Linked DNA regions of Mus musculus: regions 2, 3, 4 and 5 are each linked to region 1. Evidence: chromatin loops called from intact Hi-C (ENCODE). Cell type or tissue: gastrocnemius. All regions are shown on one strand. Region 1 holds the start of Ang4 (angiogenin, ribonuclease A family, member 4). Region 2 has its middle 9.6 kb from the start of Ear6. Region 3 has its middle 9.8 kb from the start of Mettl17. Region 4 overlaps Rnase4 (ribonuclease, RNase A family 4). Region 5 overlaps AY358078 (cDNA sequence AY358078).

Region 1 (5,000 bases):
TTTACCTTCCAGGGAGAAATGCTCTAAGTTGGGGTCTCACAAAATCACATGCAAATATCTATACAATGATGAAGGAAAATCTAGAAATTGACAAAGAGCTAAAATAATGCAATCATGCCCTAGATATAAGATAAACGTATAACAATTTTTAAAATTGCATATATATATATATATATATGTATATATATATATATATATATATATATATATGTCTGTGTACCACGCATATGCAATGCCTGGGGAGGCCAGACCAAGGCATCACTACAGATGGTGGTGAACTGCCATGTGGGTCTGAGAACTGAGCCTGAGTAAGTGCCCGCAACCACTGAGCTATCTGTCCAGCCCTGAAGATGTATATGTTAGAACAATTCTCATAGACTTCTTCACTTCCCTGCTGTGTAGTGTCTGGGTATTCGAAGTCTGACCCCGTGGCTTGTCTACTGTTCGATCTTGGCATTTCCTCATAAGCAGAGCAGACATGCATAATTCCTTCTGTACATGGTCCCCATAATGCTTAGATGTAGACAGCTGGTTTTACAACTGTGCTTTAAAGAACAGGAGTTTGAGTAGCCATATTTTTTTCCTGCAGATGGATGGAGGGAAGAGGAACTCAGGAAGTACTCATTCTCTTCCCTGAAAAAAATGTGTGGTCCACCAGGTGGTTACTATCTGTCCCAGGCATGCTCAGGGAAAGGTGAGTGACTCATTCTTTGTCCGTGATTAGTGTCCTTGGTTTACAAGTCTCTGCCAAAGTAGAGATACATAGGTTTCCCCACCCCGTCACACGAGCACTATATATTACCAGCCTGTGAGGAGTCTCTAGCTTGACACCGAAGGACCCTGTCTCCAGGAGCACACAGCTAGACTCGTCCCCAGTTGGAGGAAAGCTGGCCAGCTTTGGTAAGATTCTTCCTTGTGGGTGTTCAACTCTCTGCTTCTTTTCCTCTGTGCTCTTTCTAGCAGTTCATCTATTTTAGTGAAACCGATTATCCCCCCTTACGCTTTCTGGACCCAAACTCTCGCATTAAAAAGAAAAAAATTGAGAGTCAAAATTTAAAATGAAAACAGGTTCCTTTGGTGTGGTTTGTATCTGGGAAGCAATTAATGGGATTTTGAGCAAGGAGATGGAGATATAGGAGGGTTTCTTCAATTGTGATTAAAAGCCCCCAGACGCTTAGGAAGCCATTTGCAGAAGGGCATGTGACCTGCCGTGTTTTCTTCCATAACAAGCATATGGCTTGGCAGGAATAATAAGAAAAACCCCAAGTCTGGTGATGGTGGCCCACACCTTTAATCTCAGCACTGGGGTGGTAGAGGCAGGCAGATCTCTGAAGTCAAGGCCAGCCTGGTCTACAGAGTGAGTTCCAGTACATCCAGGGCTACACAGAGAAACCCTGTCTCCAAAAAGAAAAAGAAAACCCCAAGCCAGGAAGTGTTTTCAGCAGTACTTTCTCCTTGCTTCTTTCCTTAAAAAAATTATGGATGCTCTTTAAAAACAAAGTAGAACATGAACCAAGATCATAAGATGGTAGGTTGACGGAAGTAAGGAGGAGAGAGGAGGAGGAAGACCAGGCATCAGGTGTTCCATCAGCTGGACTGTTGAGAGGATACACAGAGAATACACAAAGTAGCAAGAGTATACCTAGGAAAAGGGTGTTTATCACATTGCCACCCCTGATGCAGGTAGTTTGCTATACATGTATAGGCTACAAAGCACTGCCAACCCAGAGAAACAGAGGAGGTCCATTCCTGTGAGCACTACCTGGTTAAGAATGGGTAAACTGAGTCTGCACAAGAGTTGGAACTATTCCACTGCAGAAATACGAATGACAGTCATTGTGTAGGTGACTAAGGTTCAGCACCTTTAGCCATGGCAGATTTACATCTGCACTCCCTAACAATAACACTCTTGCTTGTTTTCTCACAGTTATACCTTGCCTGGCTTTGAGGGGAGTTTTAGAGTTAAACACACAGTGAGACAGTTTCAAGGGAGTGGACAGTAGACACTGGTGGTTGAGGTGTCCTGCTGGAAGTTGCTTCCTGGGTGTTTTAGAGAAACCATTATGAGAGACTGCATTGGGTGGGTTGGTAAAAATTAATGTGGAATTTCTGCAAATTAGAAGCAAGTAACCCCTTTTCTGCCCACATAGGCCTGAGAGTTTCCAAAGCCTAAATAGCAAGTATCTTTTTAGGATGAAGACCCCCCCTATGTAGTGTTCATGGTACAGAGCCTTGCCTTACGCAGAGATACTTCAGGGAAGATGTGTTTCAGTGAAACTGGACCAAGGTCACCCCATCACTGATATCTATCAGTTGCTACCTTCTACCATCAACTGAGATTATCTAAATTTGCTGCTGCAATTCCAGTGTTGCTAGATGAAACCGGTAAAGAATCCATTAGTTTAGTAAGAACCACAGACTTTCAAAGCTGGAACCCCCTCTCATTTATGGATGGTAAAGCATAGGCCTAAAGAGAAACAGGAAGGTAACTACCAGAGAGATATTGAGAGTCTGCTGTGAAGCCAGCACTATGATTCAAGGTAAAGAATACAGATCCCTCTCGGCTGTAGATTATAGAGCAGCAGGAAGTATGGATAGATAAATGGTTGTTTCCCTAAGATCACATGGTGTGTTTGGAAAGAGCAGTCACGATAGCTGGTAACTGCTTGCTTTATGGTATCCATAGCATTTGGATCCTCCACATTATTGCTTTTGCTTTGGTGTCCTAAATACCCAGAACCTGGCAACTTTAGGCACTCTGACTGAGCCTACCAATACCCATTCCCCACAATCTGGGTTTTAAGTATAGGTTGGCATCTTCACAAGAGCCAACAGTCCTGCTACTGAATGGCAACATCCCTATCCACTGCTGCCACCTGCTGATCCTTTTGAGTATTACCAGCTCTTGTTATTTTTTTTTTTTATTTTTTTATTTTTTTTGTTGTTTAGGTTGGAGGTAGCCAGGCTAGTCCCAAAACATGACCCAGTCCTCCTTGCCTGCTCTGAGATTGCAGGCATGATTGCAGCATCACACCCAGATCTTCCTCATTTTAAAAGAGAAATTACATCCAAGAAAGAGCATCCCAAGACAAACATAAAGAGCTCAGCAAGTGGGTGTCATGGCGCCCGGCAGCTCTGGTGAAGTAGTCGACACAAGTAAATGCTGGTAACTCTTTAGGGGTGGTCGTGCCTTCTGCACGTGTGCACCATCTCTTCTCAATAAACGAAACAACAAACAAAAAAACCACACACATTTGATTCTGTTACAGATCATAATCTGCTATTCTTTATGGAAGTTTGTTATTTTAGCGCTGTGAAATGACCAAGAATTTGGTGTTCTTTATAGCCTTATACTGAGTCTTTGGTTATCATGAAATAGAAACGGTGGGCTAGAGTGAGATGCTAATTAGAAGGGCAGTTCACTTCCCACTCCATCACCCATCTTACACATGCTCAGTAGAGCCTTCAACCCCTGACCTCCTAGATTCCAAGCTATACTCCTGACTCTGCACTACTGAGCAGATTATAGGCTGAGGTCCAGGACCTCAGCCTTCTACACACATCACATACAAGCACACACACACACACACACACACACACACACACACACACACACACACACACACACTCGCACATGCACATACACCCAAACACACATGCATGTACACACCCGCACATGCACATACATGCACACACACCCACACATGCACATATGTGCACATGCTCACACACACACACACACAGTAAAAGTAAAAGTGTTCAGACCTACGCATGAGGGAAACACAAAATAAAATTAATGGTTAACTTAATGCAGCTGAGAAACAAAATGCAGGGTACAAACAAAATAAAACTTACTTGGAGCTGATTTTCTCTTTAACTGACATTCCCTTAGGCTGGCTGAAGATGCAACATTCCTTGCATTTATTTATTTACGACAAGGTCTCCTGTATCCCAGGCTGTCCTTGATTTGGCTATAGAGACCAAGATGATCTTGAACTTCCAATTCTTCTGGCTCCACCTCCCTAGAACCACATAAACTAGGTGTGGTAGTTCTTAAGGAAGATCAAGAGTTTGGGCCCAGCCTGGGCTACATAGCAAGACCCTGTCTCAAAGTAAAACAAAACAACAAAAAAATCAAAACATAAAAGTTGATTTCTCCTGCTAAGTGTGGGGGCACTCATGGTCATCTGATATGATGGGGTTCTGTGTGGAGGTGCAGGTTTGTGTGTTTCTCAGAAGCCGTGTACCATGTACCATGTTTTCTGGGACCTGAACCTCACCAATTACAATGCTGGCTGGTAGGGATCCTCGTGTTTCTACCTCCACAGCACCAGGAATACAAGTGCTTGTCATGGAGTCCAATTTTTTACTTACTTGACCATTTCCTCCCTGTAGTGACCTTTTTTAAGTTTTATTTTTATCATTTTAAGTTAAGTGTATGAGTGTGTGTGTGTGGGCAGGTATGTGTAAGAGAGTTCCTGGTGTCCACAGAGGTCAGAGCATTGGATCCCTTGGAGCCTGGGTTGCCAGTGGATGTGAGCAGCTTAGTGTGGGTGCAGGGACTGAAACTCAGGCTCTCAGAAGAGTAATATACACTTTTAACTGCTGAGCCATCTCTGTAGCCCCACCACGAGGAGGGTTTTATGTCTCAGGATGATCTTTTTATATTTTTTCTCCAAAGAATTAAGGATATGATCAGAAATTGCTCAATATCTATTATCTCCCAGTTCTCAAAATTTCAAATTTCCTAAGAAATAACATTTTAAAAGTCCATAAGAGAAGATCCAGCAATACCACTTCTGGGCATATACCCAGAAGATGCTCCATCTTGTAATAAGGACACTTGTAACGCCCCACTGTGTTCATAGCAGCCTTATTTATAACAGCCAGAATCGGGAAAGAACCCAGATGCCCCACAACAGAGAAATGGATACAGAAAATGTGGTACATTTATACAATGGAGTACTACTTAGCTATTAAAAACAATGAATTTATGAAAT
Region 2 (5,000 bases), 91 kb before region 1:
GCAACCACATGGTGGCTCACAACCACCCGTAACAAGATCTGACGCCCTCTTCTGGTGTGTCTGAAGACAGCTACAGTGTATTTACATATAATAAATAAATCTTAAAAAAAAGAGACAAACTTGTAATCAATTTGTGAATCAGAAAGTCCAAGTTCAGTATTCTTAGAAGGGTTAGGGCCTCTGAGGCCAGGTTTAGATAGTTATCCCTGAATGACCTTCTAGGCAGCTAAAGATATCCTCCTTCTAGAGCCAGAGATATGAATCTGGTTCCATTCTTTTGGACAGTAATTAAAGTCCTGTTCCTCCAGTTTCTGGTTTCAGAGGACTGACCTGCCTATGGGTATGGAGAGTCCAGTTTCTGTGTTCTCTAGATATGCTAACAACTGGCTGCTTGATGATTGTCTCTAGGTCCAGACTTCCTGGTTAAGTCTGAGTGGGAAAGAGTTCCCATCTAGCATCCCACCTCCCTTAAGGGATCAGAGCAAAGAGACACGAGTCTTTGCTTCTTTGCTTCAGTCTGTGGAATGGCTGAAGGACAGTCCTAACAAACAGGAGCATTTCTGCAGTGCTAAGAGAGCAGAGCCTGCCTGGGTTCTCCTCTCTTGTGAGCAGAGGTAAGCAAAGAAATCTTTTGACCCTGGCCTTCATTTTCTTTGTCATCCTTAGCTCTTCATTCTTTTGAAAAAGCACATTTCCACATAGAATTGTTCAAATTGAAGTTTGAGATAAAGCTATGGATGGAAGAATGAACTCTGTCCCGCCAGTCGGAGAGTTGGGGAGAGTGATGCAAGGGAACACATTACTTGCTTAGACAGATGTGAAGGCTAAGGATTTACACTGGTGTCTGTGATAGGAGTCAGATCATAAGACTGTGAGTGGATGCCTGACTGTGGATAGTACTGGACATCATTGGTACAGTAGTATGTTTTTATTTTCTAAACACAATACTTATGATGGTTCAACTTATAAATTAGATATAATAAGAGACTAACTGGAACCATCAATATGATTGAACAACTACTATAATAAAACGTCTGAATGGGGCATTTGTCTTTCTCTGCATCCTGTGCTGCTTCTGCCCACTTAATGGAGTCAATCTTGGGGAATTGAAACTGGAAAAGATGTCTTAGATGAGGAGGTAACTGCATACACCTTTGCATATGAATGAAGAGACCACTGTACATCTGTGTGCATCTAGAGATGATGGGATTACTGTATACACCTGTATGTATATACAGATGAAGAGGCTACTACACACCTATGTATATATATAGAGATGAAAAGACCTTTGCACACACATGTGTGTATAGGGATGAAGAGACTACGGCACAGGCTTGTGTGTATAGGAATGAAAGACTCCTGCATACGTGTGTATGAGCGTGTGTGTGATAAGTCTACTGAACACCTGTGTGACTTACAGAAGTACTATACATGTGTATACTGCTGAACATGTGTGTGTATATAAATATAAAAAGACCATTTCCCATGTCTGTGTGTGTGTGTAATGAAGAGACTATAGCACACACATATAGAGGAATATAGTTTTTCTTCATGCATAAAGTCAGACATTTCTTCTAAATTTAAGTGCAATTGTTGAAATAAATCAGACTTACATACTAAAACATTTCAGGATTGACCTTTGCCCCCTCCATAGTCATTCCTGCACACACATGTACACACATGCATACACATGTACACATATGCACATGCACCCACATTTATTCAGTGACTCCAAGAACTAGAGAGATTCTGAGATGAAAGGAATCTATGAGGTCTTTTATTACAGATCCTTCATTCCACAAAAGAAGACCAGAATCTGGGGTGATGTTGCAGGCTGACAGAATGGGACAGGTGACTCCCAAATCTGAGGGCTGAACAGCACTTTGACAACTTCAGAGTTGAGGTGGAGATCTCCTGCAGAGTGTGCAGTCTCAGAAAGAGAAGAAGAGGCTGAAGCTGGGCACCTGCAGGAGGCTAAGAAAGGTTGGGCTATGAGCTAGCCCACAGTGAGGTCTGTAAGAGCTCCTTGTGGTCAGCAGAGGGCAGGAGCGGGCTATGCATTCCTGTGCTGGTGCAGGGCTTGGGAAAGGAGGACCTGGCATAGGGATGGCCTCATTTCCTCCTGAAACACAGAAAACACAGATGTGGATGTTCTTCCCACTGGAATCTTCTCAACTAGAGTCTCTTTACTAGACTAAGAATTTTGTAACTCTCAATGGACTGCTCAACCTTCTTAGTGTGTTAATAGGGAAACTGGTATGAGATGGGGGTCCTGCTTTACTCTGAAATGAGATATCATCCCAGTGGGGTTGTCCTTCCATGTTCAGCAGCCTTCCCCTTTGATGACACTATTCTGGGATACGGCTGCTTAGAACACACTAGAGATGAAAGCAGTTAGGATAAGTCTTGGAGACAGTAATTTAGAGGCTGCATATTGGTTTCTAGGACACCCCTAGCTCTTGTATCCTTCCCAAACCTACAAGGCTTTTATATATCAGTCTTATCCATAAGAACACCTTTTTTTTAGTATCATAGTGTTTTCAGGGACTCCAGGGCTCAGCAGCTCTGGTCCTGCTCAGTGTATGGCATTTATCCAGCACGAGGCTGTAGGTCCTACCAATTCTCCAGCTTCTCACTGATTTGCCTTCAGCCAGATCACTCTCTTTGAACCAGTAGTAGTCTTGGCATTGTCTCCTCAGTGTTGGGTTACTGAATAAACTACCTCCCACCTTCTCAGGAGCTGAGGACTGTTTTTGTTTTGTTTTATATCTTTGTTTTTTCAGAGACAGGTCTCACTATTTAGCTCTGGGTGGCTTGATATTTGCTGTGTAGATCAGGCTAGGCTCAGACTCACTCAGAGCTACTTGACTCTGCCTATCAAGTGCTGGGGTAAAAGCTTGTGCCATCGTGTCTGATGCCACTGAAGGAAGCATCTACTTCAGATTCTGTTGGGTGTGGCATCCAGGAAATTTAGATCCACACTGTCCAAATTTTCTGATTTCTCAGAAGGCAGAAATAAGGATTATTTTAGGTTGAAAACTGTAGATATTTATTTATTTATTTATTTATTTATTTATTTATTTATTTATTTAATATATGTAAGTACACTGTCACTGTCTTCAGACAGACCAGAAGTGGGCATCAGATTCCATTATAGATGGTTGTGAGTTACCATGTGGTTGCTGAGAATCAAAGTCAGGAACCCTGTAAGAATAGTCAGTGCTCTTAGCCAATGAGCCATCTCTCCTGAAATCATTAAATTTTTATATTTGTAGTTAATTTCAAAACTTAAAAGGCACAGTATAGTTCAGTCAGAACAGAGATATGGGCATCAGGTCTCTGCTTCTATTTTGTGACTTTATCCTTTGCTTTGTAGTTCATGGCCACGTCGTACCCCTTTACTGTGACTGTGAACTTGCAGGAAGAACAGTATAGAGCTAGGCACACAAACAAGTCAGCTAGTGGAAATTAGGTAAGCCTATCACAACATTGTTATGGACAACACGTTTGAAGAAGCTGTCTGTTCCAGCAAACAGGACCTGATTGCCATCTTTTTGTGTTAAAGGAAAAGCAACTAGTTCACTCAGGGTGCAGGAGGGACAAACAGGCTTAGCATACCAACACTGGTTGCCTGTTCAGGCCTGTCCCCTTTATCTTCCATTTTCTCTCTCCTGCCAGCTCTTCTCCTTGGAGTTATGGCTTTTTGAGGTTTCTTGTTTACTGAGTATGTCATTCAGGCCAACCTGAATCTTCTGACTTTTTCCTCCCAAAGTGTTGGAATCATGGCAGGAGCCATGGAATCCTAATGGACTTTGCATTGGTGTACGTGAGCTCTCTTGCTGATTTGCAGTGGTATGGAGTGTTAAGAGATGGTGAGATGGCTCAGCTTGGAAAGCACTGAGAAGAGGGGTGGGGTAAGGAATGAGATCTCAGTGGAATAAGGGCAGCCTATGCCTGAAGCATTATATACTTGCACGAGCAGTCCTTAAATAACTTACTGTAATCATGAATGTTCATGTGATAATAACAAAGCCATACAACATGGGTTCTAGTTTAAAGCTCATTATAAAATCATCCCCTCTTTTGCCTTGAAACTCCCTCCTCCTTCCGAAAAAAATCCATTGTCATTCTTTATTATTATTATTATTATTCCCATTATAGCACAAGATACTATCCAGGATGTGTCAAAAGACCTTTTTAAGTTGTCCCAAATCTTTCCAATGAACCCCATATCAAAAGGAAGAATGGACACCCTGCTCTCATTGAGCAAGGATATACTTTTTCTCAGAGTACTGAATCATTTAAGACTATGTAAACTCAAGTTTTCTTGCTGAAATGGGACAGTTTGTTCATAGGCCTGGGAAATATTTTGTACTTTATAGGGTATGAAGCAAATGGTGTGAATACAGGGATCACAGATGAGTAGAGACTTATCTCTTACAAGTGCAACCTCCTCACCCAAAAGTTCTGAGGAGTTGCAGGGTTCATCCCTTTTCTACTTTTCCCTGGATGGTTCGAGTTGCAGGGTTCATCCCTTTTCTACTTTTCCCTGGATGGTTCGGTGTCCCATACTGCCATTCATCCTGGTGTTGTCTATTCCTTGCTAAGCTCATCCCATTTAGAAGACTTCTCTTGAATATTCATGTGTTCATGGACAATGTACTGGATGTCTTCATCCAAGACCTTCCCATACTTTCCATGTATGCAATGATTTTCCACAAAACAACAGATCATTGTAATTCTCCAACATCACATCCATGTACAATGTCCTCTGAGCAAAATTGAGACATTCCCATTCCTCCAGTGAGAAGTCCAAGGCCACGTTCTTGAAGGTCAGTAGACCCTGTGGTTTATTTACCAGAGACACACTCATTCTTGTTGTTGTTCTTCTCCCAGGGTCTCTGGAAGGTGACAGGACCAGCTGCTCAATGTCCTAGGAGGCCAGCACAACAACTGCTGCTTAAGAAAGTTCTCAGGTTCTGCAAATACTAGGCACTAGT
Region 3 (5,000 bases), 100 kb before region 1:
CTGGCTCTTCACGATGAGCGATCCTCAGCCTCAGAGAGGGTAAAGAAGGGGGCATGATGTGAAGACTGAATGTGAGGAATTCTCACTGGAGGGTAGAGGCAGCTGTGGGGAATCATGGAGCTGTGGTCCTGAGAAGAGTGGGCAGACAGCAGGCGGGACTGGATAAGGGGCCCGAGAGAGCAGTTAGAGGGTAGAGTTAGGCAGTCTATCTGCTCCCTCCCCAATTCCTTTTCTCTTTTCCTCTGTCTCTTGTTTTTCTCCTTTCCCTCTTCTCTCTGCAGCTCTCATCCTTTCCCCTTTTGCTTGAGAAGTCCTCTACCAAATGAGTTACAACTCTGCAACTTTTTATTTTTTTATTTTTGAGACAGGATCTTGCGATGCTTGCGCAAGGCAGGCCTTGAACTTGTGCTCCCCTTGCCTTGGGCTCTAGAGTAGCTGGGATTGCAGGCTGTATCACAGCAGGTCAAGCAGAATGCAGTTAAGTTTTGAATGCCAATGGCAGCACGCCTTATTTCGTGGGACATCACAGAGGCTCTGTTATCTCCTTATACGATGGGATTGGGAAATACTTGCCTTAGTTTACAAGAACATAGGGAGATCCGATTTAAAAGTATAAGCAGTCAGCAAAACCATCTATCCTGATGCCTAAAACCTGAGCCAGGAAACCAGGACACTCAAGGAAAGTGGGCACCACTCCTGAGCCCCTGACTCCTGTCACAGCTACAGCCTCCCACAGGCTCCCCCCCCCAGCCCCCGCCCCCGATACTCCAAGCTCCTGACATTCTGTTAGAACTCCACTCCCACAGTTACCTGGAAATAGTCAGGTATGCTCCTCTCCACAGTTACCTGGTAACAGCCAGGTAGACCAGGCCCTCTATAAAAGGGGCTGCTTGCTTCCTCCCCTCTCTCTTACCTCTTATTCTCTTGCTTTTACTCTTGCTCTCTTGCTCCCCCTCTGTCTGCCTTCCCTCCCTTTCTTCACATAGCCATGGCCGCCCTCTATTTCTCTACCCTCTCCCTCTCTCTGCCTTTCTACAATAAACTCCTTAAAACCATGGACTGCCTCTTCTCATCCACCATGCTAGAGCAATGGAACAGGTCTTCCTCTAGAGAGCTGTATGTCTAACCTCCCGCAGTGAGGCCTCTCTGCGCTCCAGCCACAGCCACCACCAACCCAAGCCCCACTGAACAAGCCACCAGGCAAGACAAGGACTCTCGCCCCCATGGTAACCTGCCAGAGCTCTCTCCTTCTACCCTTTTTCCTTTGCGCCCTCCCTGCTTCCCCCCTCCCCCCAGTCTGCCCAAGGGTCCCCACTCTGTTCTCAGCTCTTCCACGACATCCAGCAGTGTCGGAGATGTCCAAGACTGAGAACCTGATGTCTCTGGCTTCTGTGCGACCCAGGGACCCCAGAACTGTCTCTTTTGAAGCCCCTAGTGGTGTCTGTGCTGCCTAACTCCGGCAGGTCCTCTGGGACTTCAGACTGTGCCTTCCCCAACCCCGGAGTGGGGTCCTGTGGCTTCTCACAGCAGACTTCCACCCAGCAGTTCCATGGGTGTGCACAGCAGTCAAACCTTCCCTCGGCATCCTGCCTCACTCAGTGGCCCCGAGCGGATGCAAGACCCCATTTTTAATCCACATAGGTCCTTTGATAACAGAGTTAAACATTTCCACTTCAACAAGGAATTCTGATAATCAGGCAAGCACATTCAAATTATATAATGCACAGCAAGGCTTCTTTTCTTCAGAAAGACTTCTTAGCATGGCTACATCACTTGACCTAACGATTCTAGCCATTTCTATGTTCCATCCTGCATTTGTTGGCATTCCAAATTCCCTACTTGAGAAATACCATTATCTTCTCACAGAACCTTGATTCAAACCCCCAACATAAAAGAAAAAAAACCATTCTAATCCCCAAAGCAAATTGCAAAGGCACATTTGGCATTTATTGAGCAGTTCAGGTGAAAAATCAAGTATTCTTTGAGATGGGGGAGTCTTGTCTTCTCTTTACAAGGATGTGGTCCTTCTCTTAGGTGACAGCTCCATCTACTCTAGTTTTCTGAACAAATCTGGAAGCAAGAACCAAGATTAGGAGAGGCTGAAGAGATGGCTCGGCAGTTAAGAGAGTTAAGAGTACTTGCTTGTGAGGAGCGGGTGTGGCGGCAGTCCCAAGAAGGCACCAGGGACTGCAGCTAAGTCTTATGACTTGCACTTGACTTCCTCACCTGAATATAAGCCACAACCATCATGGGAGCTGCGCAGGTGTACCAGGATACTGGCGAATCCATTTTGGTGGAGATATGCCCCTGCTGCCCTGATTAGCTGAAGCTGCGTGCCTGGTGAGGTGACGTGGCCTGCCGTGAGTGGATGAGGGCTGAGAGTATATAAGAGTGAGAGGCCCGGGTTAGTTAGAGGATTATTATTCGAGAGAGGATTATTATTATTGGGAGAGATAGATAAAGAGAAAGAAGAGAGAGGAAGACTGAAGTTTGCTGAATAAACTGCTGTTAGAAGGACTGGTGGTCGTGTCATTCTTGCTGGTCGAGAGCGGACAGGACACTTGCTCTTTTATAGGACTGCAATTTATTTCCCAGGGCCCACAATGGGCAACTCACAATAACCCTATCTGCAGCTCCAAGGGATCTCACGCCCTCTTCTGGTCTCTATGAGCACCTACAGTTACATGCACATACCCTCTGGAAAAGACACATTTTTTTTTTTTTAAGAAATATGATTAAGAATATTCTGGGCCAGGGTTGCAGAGATAGCTCAGCAGTTAAGAGCACTGGGCTGCTCTTCCAGAAGACCTGACTTCAACTCCTAGCATCCACATGGCAGCTCACACCTGTCTGTAACTCCCCAGGTTCCTTGGATCTGACACCCTCATACACACCTACATGCAGGACGAACAGCAATATGCATAAAATAAAAGTACATAAATCATAAAGAAAATGTGTAAATTGCTCTTTAAGAAACTATTTTGTGCTATGGCAGAGGCACAGAAATAAAAAAAGTGCACAGAAGATGTGAAGGAAGAGTGGTGACTAAGCCAGTTTCTGAGATGGAGAAGAGAGAGAAGGAAAGGTGGGGAGGAATTAGAGTAGAGACACTTTGTATAAGGTATTTTTCTTTCATTTAAAACATCTTTTAAACATTCATTTAGTGTGTGTGTGTGTGTGTGTGTGTGTGTGTGTGTGTGTGTGTGAGAGAGAGAGAGAGAGAGAGAGAGAGAGAGAGAGAGAGAGCCTATGCACAGGCACATGTATGGATGCCAGAGGACAGTATGTTGGAGTTGGTTCTCTTCCACTATGTGGGTCCTGAGGATCAAACTCATGTCATTGGGCTTGATGGAAAGCTACTTTACCTATTGAGGCATCTCACTGGCCCTGGCCTTTCTTGCCAATGAGAGAGAGAGAGAGAGAGAGAGAGAGAGAGGAGACAGGGACTAATCCTCACTTCACAACTTTCACAGAAAATAATGGTTTTCACAACAACCCTCCTTTTGCTTCTGCTGCCTTGATCACGTGTTTCTTCAGCCCTAACTTTGTGCAGACATGGTCACTGAGAGGGTCTTACAGCGAAAAAGTATCTCGGCCTTCTTGGGCCAAGGAATACCACAAAATCACACCACAGCAGACCTCATGAAAGAGATTTATTGGGGGCAGGCACAAAATGGCCACCTCTGAGCAGTGATAGAGAAAGCCTCAGACCAGGTCATGATGGCTGGTTTTATAGGCAGGGATCAGAGTGGAGGTTGGAGGTGGGGTCATGGAACATGCGCATAGGGACCATACAATGATGGTGACAGTGGAAACTTGGCTCATTGGTCATTAGTGATGGTGGGTTGTAGGCATTGAGCCATTAGAGGCAGAGTGGGGGACTGGGGAGCAACTGTTTCCGGAGTGTGAGAGGTTCTTAGTTGACTAACTGTCATGCCTACCGGCATGCAGGATCTCGGACAGTTTCAACCAGTGCTGTAATCAGGAGCAGGAGAAGGGTCTCCAGGGTTCTGCAAGCCCACCAACCAAACACCTTCAAATACAAGAGAGTAAAGGACATGCAACATCACACCTACCAGATCTTCGAATCTTTCAATGAACAACTGTTACTCTAAGGAACTCAAGCTAACTAACGCATGGGTTTCTCTGCAGGGTCTTAGCCCGATGTCACCATAGGTCTGAATGTCATCCTGGAGAAGTCGGCACATTCTCAGTGCCTGTGTGTGGGTTCTCATGGAAAGCTGGTCTCAGCTGTCTGAAGAACCTTATATTGATTTGCATAGTGGCTGCAGTAGCCACTATACATTCCTACTAGCCACGTATAGAGGATCTCTCTGGCACCCACCCACCAGTATTTGCTGTAATCTGTCTCCTTGCTTTCTGAGTGGGACTAACCTATGAGAAACAGTTCAACGTCACTGACCGTCAGGATACTGTGGGGTAAAGTACACGGCTGTCTGTCCTTCTGCAGTCTACAGGCCTCTGGTGCAATCTGCCTTGCTCCAGGGCATTTATCCTCTTTTCCAAAAGACAGGCAGATCTGCTGGACTCCTCCTTTGTTCCGTGATCCTCAGCCACCTCAGTGGAGTGGATGTAAGGAAGGAGAGGAGAAGAGTGAGGGAGTGTGTGCAGAGAACCTTGCTGTGTGGCAAGAGCAAAGGCACTGAGGTGGGTATGGCTGGGCTTGGAGGTGGGGTCAGATCTGTGCTGCTCATTTTGGCAGCATTTCTTTTCATTTCACAAGTTTTTCAGGTTTGAATTTCTGTTACCACAGACCCTCTTCACAGGCTCAGAGGGTGAATGTGGAACCGTTTTGTTGTTGCCATTTTATACATATATAGTGCGTGCATATATTAAATTAAGGAAGTATATACAGTAAAAATATATGTGATATAGATATGTGATATTTTATGTGTTTTTAATGCTACATGTATACTGTAAATTAATTATGTACACTGAAGAGTATGATTTACAAACACACACACACACACACACACACA
Region 4 (5,000 bases), 670 kb after region 1:
AGACAGAAGGATTGCTTGAATCCTGAAGTTCCACCCTAGCTGGATAATGTACAAGACTTTGGGTTTTTTGGGTTGAGAGAAGGGGGTGGTCAAGGAAGAAGAAAGAAAGACAGAAAAGCACAGAACAGAAATGTGGCATCCATTGGGGAGGCATGGGGGTTCCTGAGGCAAGATGGATCATAACACAGGAGCTGAGAGCCAATGACTTGTGGGGATCAAGAACACAGGACAGCCCATGCCCCAAGGCTGGGGACTCCAGGCAGTCGCTCAGTTCCACATTAATGATGAAAGCTGTAGAGATCACCTTGGGATGAAGGGTGCAGGTCTACTTCTCCCAGAGGGCAGAGTTGCTATGCAGTGCATAGGGAGAATGGAACACGTTGTGTGGTACCTGAAGTGGGTCTAGAAGAAGCTCTTAGAGAGCAAAATGGGGAACTCAAGCTTCATCTTCAGAGGCTCTTCGGATGATCTGAGAGAATATTTTCTAGTGTCTCCCATGTTTGTAATACTGCTAACATAGGCAAATGATCTGACAGTGTTGTAAAACAAAACACAAAACAAAACTGAGATCTCTTCATGAAGGCAAGGGACTTAAATTTTTCTGTAAGATCTTTCTGAAGAGGAGAAGAGAGGAGATTCCTACCATCACCTCCCAGAGTTCTCAGTTTACCCTGCACCACATACATCCAGCATAGGATCAAAGGTGTCTTCTGCTGGAGTTTGACCTTCGTATGGACTTTTAAATTGTTATTTCTTAGGAAATTTGAAAATTTGAGAACTGGGAGATAATAAGGAGATAATAAAGCAATTTCTGATAATATCCTTAGTCTTTGAGAAAATAGAAAAAGATCATCCTGAGACATAAAAACCCTGCTCATGGTGGGGCTGCAGAGATGGCTCAGCAGTTAAAAGTGTATATTACTCTTCAGAGGGCCTGAGTTCCGGTCCCAGCACCCACACTAAGCTGCTCACATCCACTAGCAACTCAGGCTCCAAGGAATCTAGTGCCTCTGGCTTCTGTGGGCACCAGGAATTCTCTTACACATATCTGCCCACAGAAACAGACACACATGCATACACTTAATTTAAAATAGTAAAAATAAAACTTAAAAAAGTTCACCACAGGGAAGAAATGGCCAAGTAAGTAAAAAGTCGGGCTCGATGACAAGCACTTGTAATCCTGCTGCTGTGGAGGTAGAAACACGAGGATCCCTACCAGCCAGCATTGTAATTGGTGAGGTTCAGGTCCCAGAAAACATGGTACATGGTACACGGCTTCTGAGAAACACACAAACCTGCACCTCCACACAGAACCCCACCATATCAGATGACCATGAGTGCCCCTACACTTAGCAGGAGAAATCAACTTTTATGTTTTGATTTTTTTTTGTTTTGTTTTACTTTGAGACAGGGTCTTGCTATGTAGCCCAGGCTGGGCCCAAACTCTTGATCTTCCTTAAGAACTACCACACCCAGTTTATGTGGTTCTAGGGAGGTGGAGCCAGAAGAATTGGAAGTTCAAGGTCATCTTGGGCTCTATAGCCAAATCAAGGACAGCCTGGGATACAGGAGACCTTGTCTGTAAATAAATAAATGCAGGGAATGTTGCATCTTTCAGCCAGCCTAAGGAAATGTTAGTTAAGGAGAAAATCAGCTCCAAGTAAGTTTTATTTTGTTTTTGCCCTGCATTTTGTTTCTCAGCTGCATTAAGTTAACCATTAATTTTATTTTGTGTCTTTCTCATGTGTAAGTCTGAATACTTACTTTTACTGTGTGTGTGTGTGTGTGCGCGCGCGCGCGCGTGCGTGCGTGTGCATGTGTCTGTTTGTAGAAGGCTGAGGTCCTGGCCCTCAGCCTATAATCTGGTCAGTAGTGCAGAGTCAGGAGTATAGCTTGGAATCTAGGAGGTCAGGGGTCTAAGGCTCTACTGAGCATGTGTAAGTCAGGTGATGGAGTGGGAAGTGAACTGCCCTTCTAATTAGCATCTGACACTAGCCCATCCTTTCTGTTTCATGATAACCACAGACTCAGAATAAGGCTATAAAGAACACCAAATTCTCGGTCATTTCACAGCGCTGAAATAACAAACTTCCATAAAGCATAGAAGATTATGATCTGTAACAGAATCCAATGTGAGTGTGTGTGTGTGTGTGTGTGTGTGTGTGTGTGTGTGTGTGTGTGTGTTTCGTTTATTGAGAAGAGATGGTGCACAAGTGCAGAAGGCACAGCCACCCCTAAAGAGTTACCAGCATTTCCGTGTGGCAACTGCTTCACCAGAGCTGCCGGGCTGCATGACACCCAGTTGCTGAGCTCTTTATGTTGTCTTGGGATGCTCTTCCCTAGATGTGATTTCTCTTTTAAAAGGAGGAAGATCTGGGTGTGATGCTGCATGCATGCCTGCAATCTCAGAGCAGGCAAGGAGGACCTGGGCAGGTTTAGGGACTAGCCTGGCTACCTCCAACCTAAACAAACAAAATAACAAGAGCTGGTAATACTCAAAAGGATCAGCAGGTGGCAGCAGTGGATAGGGATGTTGCCATTCAGTAGCAGGACTGTTGGCTCTTGTGAAGATGCCAACCTATACTTAAACCCAGGTTGCGGGGAATGGGAACTGGTAGGCTCACTCAGAGTGCCTAAAGTTGCCAGGCTCTGGGTATTTAGGACACCAAAGCAAAAGCAATAATGTGGAGGATCCTAATGCTAAGGCTATCATATAGCAAACAGTTACCAGCTATTGGGTTTCATGGCTGCTGTTTCCAAACACACCATGTGATCTTAGGGAAACAACCATATACCTGTCCATACTTCCTTCTGCTCTATAATCTACAGCTGACAGGGATCTGTATTCTTTACTTGAATCATAATGCTGGCTTCACAGCAGGCTCTCAATATCTCTCTGATAGTTTCCTTCCTTTTTCTCTTTAGGCCTATGCTTTACCATCCATAAATGAGAGGGGTTCCAGCTTTGAAAGTGTATGGTTCTTACTAAGCTAATGGATTCTTTACCGGTTTCAGGAGCCAAATCTAGCAACACTGGAATTGCAGCGGCAAATTTATATAACCTTAGTTGATGATACAAGGTACCAACTGGAAGAAATCGGTGATGGGTGACCTTGGTCCAGTCTCACTGAAACACATCTTCCCTGAAGGATCTCTGGGTAAGCCAAGGCTCTGTACCATGAACACTACATAGGGGGGTCTTCATCCTAAAAAGATACTTGCTATTTAGACTTTGAAAGCTCTCAGGCCTATGTGGCCAGGAAAGGGGTTACTTGCTTCTAATTTGCAGAAATTCCACATTAATTTTTACCAACTCACCCAATGCAGTCTCTCATAATGGTTTCTCTAAAACACCCAGGGAGCAACTTCCAGCAGAACACCTCAACCACCAGTGTCTACTGTCCACTCCCTTGAAACTGTCTCACTGTGTGTTTAACTCTAACACTCCCCCCAAAGCCAGACAAGGTATAATTGTGAGAAAACAAGCGAGAGTGTTATTGTTAGAGAGTGCAGGTGTAAATCTGCCATGGCCAAAGGTACTGAACCTTAGTCGCATACACAACAATGACTGTCATTCGGATTTCTGCAGTGGAATAGTTCCAACTCTTGTGCAGACTCAGTTTACCCATTCTTAACCAGGTAGTGCTCACAGGAATCCGGGTTGGCAGTGCTATGTAGACTAGACATGTAGCAAACTACCTGCAGCTGGGGTGGCAATGTGATAAACACCCTTCTCCTAGGTATACTCTCCCTACTTTGTGTATCTTCATAACAGTCCAACTGGACTAGAACACCCTGTGCCTGGTCTTCCTCCTGTCTTTCCTCCTTTCTCCCCTCAACCTAGCATCTTTTGATCTTGGTTCATGTTCCTCTTTGTTTTTAAGGAGCGTCCATAACTTTTTCTTTTTTCTTCCTTCTTTTTTTTTTTTAGGAAAGAATTGAGTAGGAAATACTGCTGAAAGTACTTCCTGATTCCGGGTTTTCCTTTTTTTTTTTTTTTTTTTTTTTTCTTTTCTTTTCTTTCCTTTTTCTTTTTGGAGACAGGCTTTCTCTGGGTAGCCCTGGCTGTCCTGGAACTCACTTTATAGACCAGACTGGCCTTGAACTCAGAGATCTGCCTGCCTCTACCACCCCAGTGCTGAAATTAAAGGTGTGGACCACCACCACCAGACTCGGGGTTTTCCTTATTATTCCTGCCAAGCCAAGCTTGTTATGGAGGAAACACGACAGATCACATGCCCTTCTGCAAATGGCTTCCTAAGCCTTTGGGGGCTTTTAATCACAATTGAAGAAACCCTCCTATATCTCCATCTCCTTGATCGAAATCCCATTAATTGCTTCCCAGATACAAACCACACCAAATAATCCTGTTTTCATTTTAAATTTTAACTCTTACTCGTTTTCTTTTTAATGTGCAAGTTTGAGTCCAGAAAGCGTAAGGGGTGTTAGTCAGTTTCACTAAAATAGATGAACTGCTAGAAAGAGCACAGAGGAAAAGAAGCAGAGAGTTGAACACCCACAAGGAAGAATCTTACCAAAGCTGGCCAGCTTTCCTCCGACTGGGAATGTGTCCAGCTGCGTGCTCCTGGAGACAGGGTCCTGCGGTGTGAAGCTAGAGGCTCCTCACAGGCTGGTAATATACAGTGCTCATGTGACGGGGTGGGGAGAACCTATCTAAGGATCTTTACTTTGGCAGCGACTTGTAAACCAAGGCCACTAATCATGGGCAAACAAGGAGTCATTCACCTTTCCCCTGAGCATGCCTGGGTCAAATATTAACCACCTGGTGGACCACACATCTCTTTCAGCAATGATAATGTTTGCTAAGCACGGCCTTTTGTTCCTAAGCTGCCTCTTTCCTTATGTGTATGGTCCTTATCCTTGCTCAGGGTAGGACTGAAGTTTCACTGTGCATATGCCATAGATCCAAAAACATATTATCCCTGACGTTCAGGCCAACTTCAGGAACTACTTTGAAAGAAGTCTAAAGGAAGGAGTGA
Region 5 (5,000 bases), 56 kb before region 1:
ACAGGCATTGGTAAGGTGCTGGTTTTGTGGCAATCTTTCTGGAATCAGCCCGCTGACAACAATGAGACCAGAAGAGAGGTGGTGTCACCTATGGACTCAAGCCAGGATAACTCCAATTATCAGTGAGTGCACATCATAACTTGCAATATATAACTTGTATAAAACACTATAGTTTCAATTTTTAAGAAGATGAATTTGAACAGATACCGTAAACATAAACAAAAATTTCTTGTGAGCCTTGGCAAATGTTTTTGAGACAAGAATTACCCGTGTAGCTGTAGATGTCCTGAAAATCACCAGGCTGGCCTCGAACTCAGAGATTTTCCTGTGCCTGCCTCCCAAATGCTGGTATTAAAAGCATGTACCATGATAGGTCAATAGTCACTGTGGGGTAAGAAATGGGTTCCAGAGTCAAGCCCAGGACTCAGGCCACTGGGTGAGGTGGATTAGAGGAGTTTTACTGTGCACACCTCATGGTACTGCTGTGCAGGCACCAGACTGTGGGAAGCCGAAGGACCCTACTCTGGGGGTGGGCAAGGAGCAGTCTGAGGTTCCGCTGAACCTGCTAGAGTTGGACTCAGACTCTCTGGCACCTCAGACACTGCTGGGTACCGTGGAAGATCCAGTTCTGGGGTCCCTGGGATGCACAGAGGCCTGGGACATCAGGTTCTCAGTCCTGGACACTGCAGATGCAGCTGGATATGGGAGAAGAGCTGAGAACAGAATGGGTACAGGAGGGACCCTTGGGTGGACCCTGGCCGGAGGCCGAAGGGAAAGGGCCTGGAGGAGGGTTCTCTGGCTATATCTCCATAGGGCAGGGGAGAGTATCTGGCTAGCTCAGGTGGATTGCTCGGGATTGGTGGTGGTGGAAGTGGCTGGGAACACAGAGAGGTCTCCTGGCAGGAGGTTATGCACAAGCAGTTCTTTAGCAGAAGATTCCACCCAACTACCTACTCCCGCCTCACCACCATTGTATTCCTCTACACTGGGGCATCAAGCTTCTACAGTATCAAGGGCCTCCCCTCCCACTGATGCCAGATGAGGCCACTTTAGCTATTTCAATTCTTCTCCTAACTCCTCCATTGGGGTCAATCAGTCCAATGATTGATGGTGAGCATCTCCATCTCTATTGGTTAGGATCTGGCAGAGCATCTCAGGAGACAGCTGTATCACTCTCCTGTCAGCAAGCAGTCCTTGGCACCTGAAATAGTGTTTGGGTTTGGTGTCTGCAGGTTGGATGGATGCCCAAGTTGGGTAGTCTCTGTATGGCCTTTCCTTCAGTCTCTGCTCCATTCTTTGTCTCTGTATTTCCTTTAGACAGGGGCAATTCTGGATTACAATTTTAGAGATAGGTGGGTAGCCCTTCCCCTCAACTGGGGGACCATCCCTAACCGCTGGTCATTGTCTCAACAGGTTCTCCTTCCCCTTTGTGTGGTATTTCAGCTAATGTCATTCCTGTAGGTGTACTGGAAGGCTCTTGTTTTCCTGTTTTTTTTTTTTTTTTGTGGTTAGTAAGTTTAATTCAACCATTATACCCAGTTCTGCCTCATAAAAAATAGCAAAATGTTCCTATCAAAATTGTATTATCGCTGGGCGGTGGTGCTAGGATTTATGCCTTTAATCCTAGCACTTGGGAGGCAGAGGCAGGTGGATTTCTGAATTCGAGGCCAGCCTGGACTGCAGAGTGGATTCCAGGACATCCAGGGCTACAGTGTCTCAAAAAACAAAAACAAAAACAAAAACAAAAAAAAGTATTATGATGTAAGGACAGGTTTCTTGCTCTGACACAGCGATAGAAAAATATTGGCACCAAATACACTTAAAAAAAGTTTTAATGCTTAATGTAGGTGACAATTGTATATCACTGGATTTATCTGGGCACTAATATACAGATTCACACTCCGAGCCCAGCTGCAGCAGTAGATAGAAGGATGGGAGATGAATAAGGCAGCCACTGCTGTGGACCACTGTCGCAGGTCCCCATATCCTCCCAGCCATCCAGGCCAGCAGGTGGCGCTTGAAGCTTTTCTCTCACAGGGCTAAGAGCAGAATCAGCATAGTGATGTTAGATTCCTCGAGACAATTCGATTTGGAACTCACAAATCATTTTCTACTTAAGAGAGCAGTTATAAAAGGATTATCTCTATCATTGTATTATTTCCTTATAACCTAAAAAAGTTAGTGTCTGGGCTAAATAAAGTCAACATCATTTATGACATTTTCTTAAATGGAAAAAAATGCTCTAAATTCCAAAATAGAGCGCATGATGACTGAACCACAAGCCATTTGAGTTGTTAGAGAATTACATACATGTAAGACCTGTTACTTGGCTTCAGGATACAGGGCAGCTGAAGAGGAAAACTCTGGTTGATAAAGCCACGGTCAGACCGGGTAGGACGCAGAGCCTGGCAGGTGGCTCCTGCAGGCACTTGTAGGTCGGTGTGTCACTCTGTAGGCACTAGAAGCAAAAGTAGCACCGCTCAGAAGCCCCTTCCACAGATGCACAGCAGAGGGGAAAGAAGGAACCCCCCAAGGGCTGAACAGGGACATCTGCCTGGCAGGAAGTGACATGACTCTACCTCTGCTGTCAAATGACTGCTCTGACCTTCTGCCAAAACACTTAGTATCCTGGCTTAAGGAGCACTGTTTATGAGCAAGGTCAAGAAGTCTAAAGCTTTCTAAAGGCAGCTCTTGTGCTTTGGTGTAGAGAGTAGCACTTTTCTAAGCGTTGAAGCAATGCACAGGCATTTATAAGGAGCTGACACTAAAAACACCTTTCCATACATTGGTAAAGCAGCCAACGAACCCAACATCCTTCAGCAAGCTTTCCTCCCAATTATAGGAGCAAAGCAAGACAGGAGAACAGGAATCCACCCAATACCTGGACATATATGGCCCTGCGGAGGCCAGAGACCTTCTGTACAGGAAGAACCATGAACAGGGAGAACCCCTCACAGGTGCAGAACTAAGGCCTATGCTTAAGGCTGATGAGACAAACAAAAGGAACAACCCATAAGCAAATCTGGCATGAAGGGAACTAAGCCAGCTGTAGAGGAAGACAGGCTGCTATCTCAGACCTGGCCATGATTTTAGGTGCAGTATGGGACAACTCAGAAGACTGGTGTATAAAAAAACCCTTCCACCCAGGATAGGACTGAGAATAACGGCTTGACTTCCTGTTGACTGCTACCAAAAAGAGCAGTCATGTTTCAATACTACAGAGTGACATAATGGGGGAAGGAGAGAAGACATTAGGGTTCTGAGGCATCTCAGAGGGGGAAGCATTTAGTGATAGGCATTTCCTGAAAGGCTTAGTTAGTGCAGACTCCACTTTAAGAGTTTCTGTTTGTGTGTGTCTCCTCCAGCCCACAGTGAGAGTAGTGTGGGTTTTTTTTTTCTAACCAAACCATACTTATATGCCCAACAGCCAGCAGCCTGCTAACACAAGGACAAGAAAGACCCTGGAATCCTTCTGTTAACGGCCCAGCTCTTCTGCCTTCCCCACAACTTTACAGATGTGTTTCATAGAGAGCAGTTAGAGAGGAGGGACCAGAGCATCCCAGTTTACCCCACAATGTATGTCTTGGCAGTCCTCTGTGCAGCTCTGCCCATGACAACAAGGCCTATGAGCAGTCAACCCCACACGCATGACAAACCCTCTCCCACCCCAGCTCATTTGAGTTAAAGGAAACACTAACATTCAATTCAATCTCTGCCTGATCTAGTTACAGGCAGAGCAGGAGCTTCTCAATAGAAGGAGAGGCTGGATTTGCCTCCTGGTGGGTTCAGGACTTTGTTGTGGGAGCGAGGTCGTGGCCCCAGTCTGGGCTCATGACTGTCAACTGTAGCTGTGGGCTCCGGTATCTTTGCATGCTCTACTTCTTTTGAGCTTCCTTTGTCGCCCTGCTCTCCTCTGGGTGTGGAGTCTGTTGCAGATTTCAGGTCAGACTTAGAGTCTTCACCTTCACACAGCAAAACATGATCCTTGGGCTTGTTTGGGTGTGCCAGAGGCACAGTGGCAGTGACTGGGGACCCAAATATGTCACTGGTCTTCCCACCGGGTGGATTCAAACGTTGACGAGTTTCCACAGGAGTTGATTCATCGAAGATCCCCCACTTTCTTTGCCTCCTGGAGGATTTGTCCTCTTGGGTATGTTTTTAGGTTCTTCAGTTGGTCCGAAAATATTAGATGCCATCCTATTAGACTTGCTTGAAGAAATACCTTCTTCTGGACTTCCAAAAAGATCGCTCGATTCTCCTCCCAGGGGCTTTTCATGGACCGGGAACCTGATTTGCCAGCTTGGTAGTCCGCGCCCTGGAACATGTAGGCCGCCGTCCCGCGTTTTCACCTGTTTTCCTGTTATCTGGGACTATCTGGTTGCTACCCCCAGTTCCCCAAGGCACTCAGTGCTGAGGATTTTCCTGATAACACTGCTTTCCTTGTGTCCCAAATGATGGAGTGTGGTGCTTCTTTGTTTTCATTGAATTACAGAAAGTCTTTCTTTCCTGAGCAAGTTATCATTGAGTAGATAGTTTTTCTGTTTCCATGAATATGTGGGCTTTGTGTTGTTCTTGTTGTTATTGAAGACCAGTCTTAGTTCCTGGTGATATGATGGGATATGTGTTTTTCTCTCAATCTTCTTGTATCTTTTAAGGCTTGTTTTGGGTCTGATTATATAGTCAGTTTTATAGAAGGTTTCATGGTGTGTTTATAAAAAGGTATCCTTTTTAAAATTGGGAGTGAAATGTTCTGTGGATATCTGCTAAATCCATTTGGTTCATAACTTCTCTTACTTACACTGCATCTCTATTTAATTTCTGTATCAGTGAATGTAGAGAGATGAAATATCCCATTATTGTGTGCAGTTCAATGTGTGTTTTGAGATTTAGAAAGGTATCTTCCAAATCAGGGTACCATTGCACTTGAGGCATAGGAGTTCAGAATTGAGTCTTCCTCTTGGTAGATGTTTCCTTTGATGAGTATGAAGTGTCCTTTCTCA

Evidence for each region. Peaks named below come from ENCODE experiments on the same cell type or tissue, not always from the same donor. Only the 100,000 strongest peaks of a DNase experiment are listed, where the experiment ranks them.
Region 2: a loop joins it to region 1, with 3 times the contacts of the local background. A loop is called at or near these places in 18 of 42 quality-filtered maps.
Region 3: a loop joins it to region 1, with 2.3 times the contacts of the local background. A loop is called at or near these places in 14 of 42 quality-filtered maps.
Region 4: a loop joins it to region 1, with 20 times the contacts of the local background. A loop is called at or near these places in 15 of 42 quality-filtered maps.
Region 5: a loop joins it to region 1, with 5 times the contacts of the local background. A loop is called at or near these places in 14 of 42 quality-filtered maps.

What each region holds. Positions count from the first base shown.
Region 1 is chr14:51,769,412-51,774,411 of GRCm38, reverse strand. It overlaps Ang4 (angiogenin, ribonuclease A family, member 4), which reads left to right and starts at 822. Exons shown (of 2, transcript NM_177544.4): 1 at 822-900. In gastrocnemius, a CTCF peak has its summit at 2,883 (motif pointing left); no DNase peak of the experiment used is centred here.
Region 2 is chr14:51,860,851-51,865,850 of GRCm38, reverse strand. No RefSeq gene overlaps it. Among named protein-coding and RNA genes, the nearest start is that of Ear6, 9.6 kb to the right of the region's middle. In gastrocnemius, a CTCF peak has its summit at 2,037 (motif pointing right); a DNase peak (open chromatin) is centred at 2,053.
Region 3 is chr14:51,872,533-51,877,532 of GRCm38, reverse strand. No RefSeq gene overlaps it. Among named protein-coding and RNA genes, the nearest start is that of Mettl17, 9.8 kb to the left of the region's middle. In gastrocnemius, no CTCF peak of the experiment used is centred here; no DNase peak of the experiment used is centred here.
Region 4 is chr14:51,096,009-51,101,008 of GRCm38, reverse strand. Rnase4 (ribonuclease, RNase A family 4) reads right to left here. Exons shown (of 2, transcript NM_201239.3): 1 at 4,536-5,000. Ang (angiogenin, ribonuclease, RNase A family, 5) reads right to left here. Exons shown (of 2, transcript NM_007447.3): 1 at 4,536-5,000. Among named protein-coding and RNA genes, the nearest start is that of Rnase4, 2.5 kb to the right of the region's middle. In gastrocnemius, a CTCF peak has its summit at 2,491 (motif pointing right); DNase peaks (open chromatin) are centred at 2,506 and 4,592; H3K4me3 peaks cover 435 bases.
Region 5 is chr14:51,825,044-51,830,043 of GRCm38, reverse strand. AY358078 (cDNA sequence AY358078) reads right to left here. Exons shown (of 9, transcript NM_194347.1): 9 at 3,685-4,129. The coding sequence ends at 3,748. It also overlaps the pseudogene Gm6047. Among named protein-coding and RNA genes, the nearest start is that of Ear6, 26 kb to the left of the region's middle. In gastrocnemius, a CTCF peak has its summit at 2,011 (motif pointing right); DNase peaks (open chromatin) are centred at 706, 1,219 and 1,989.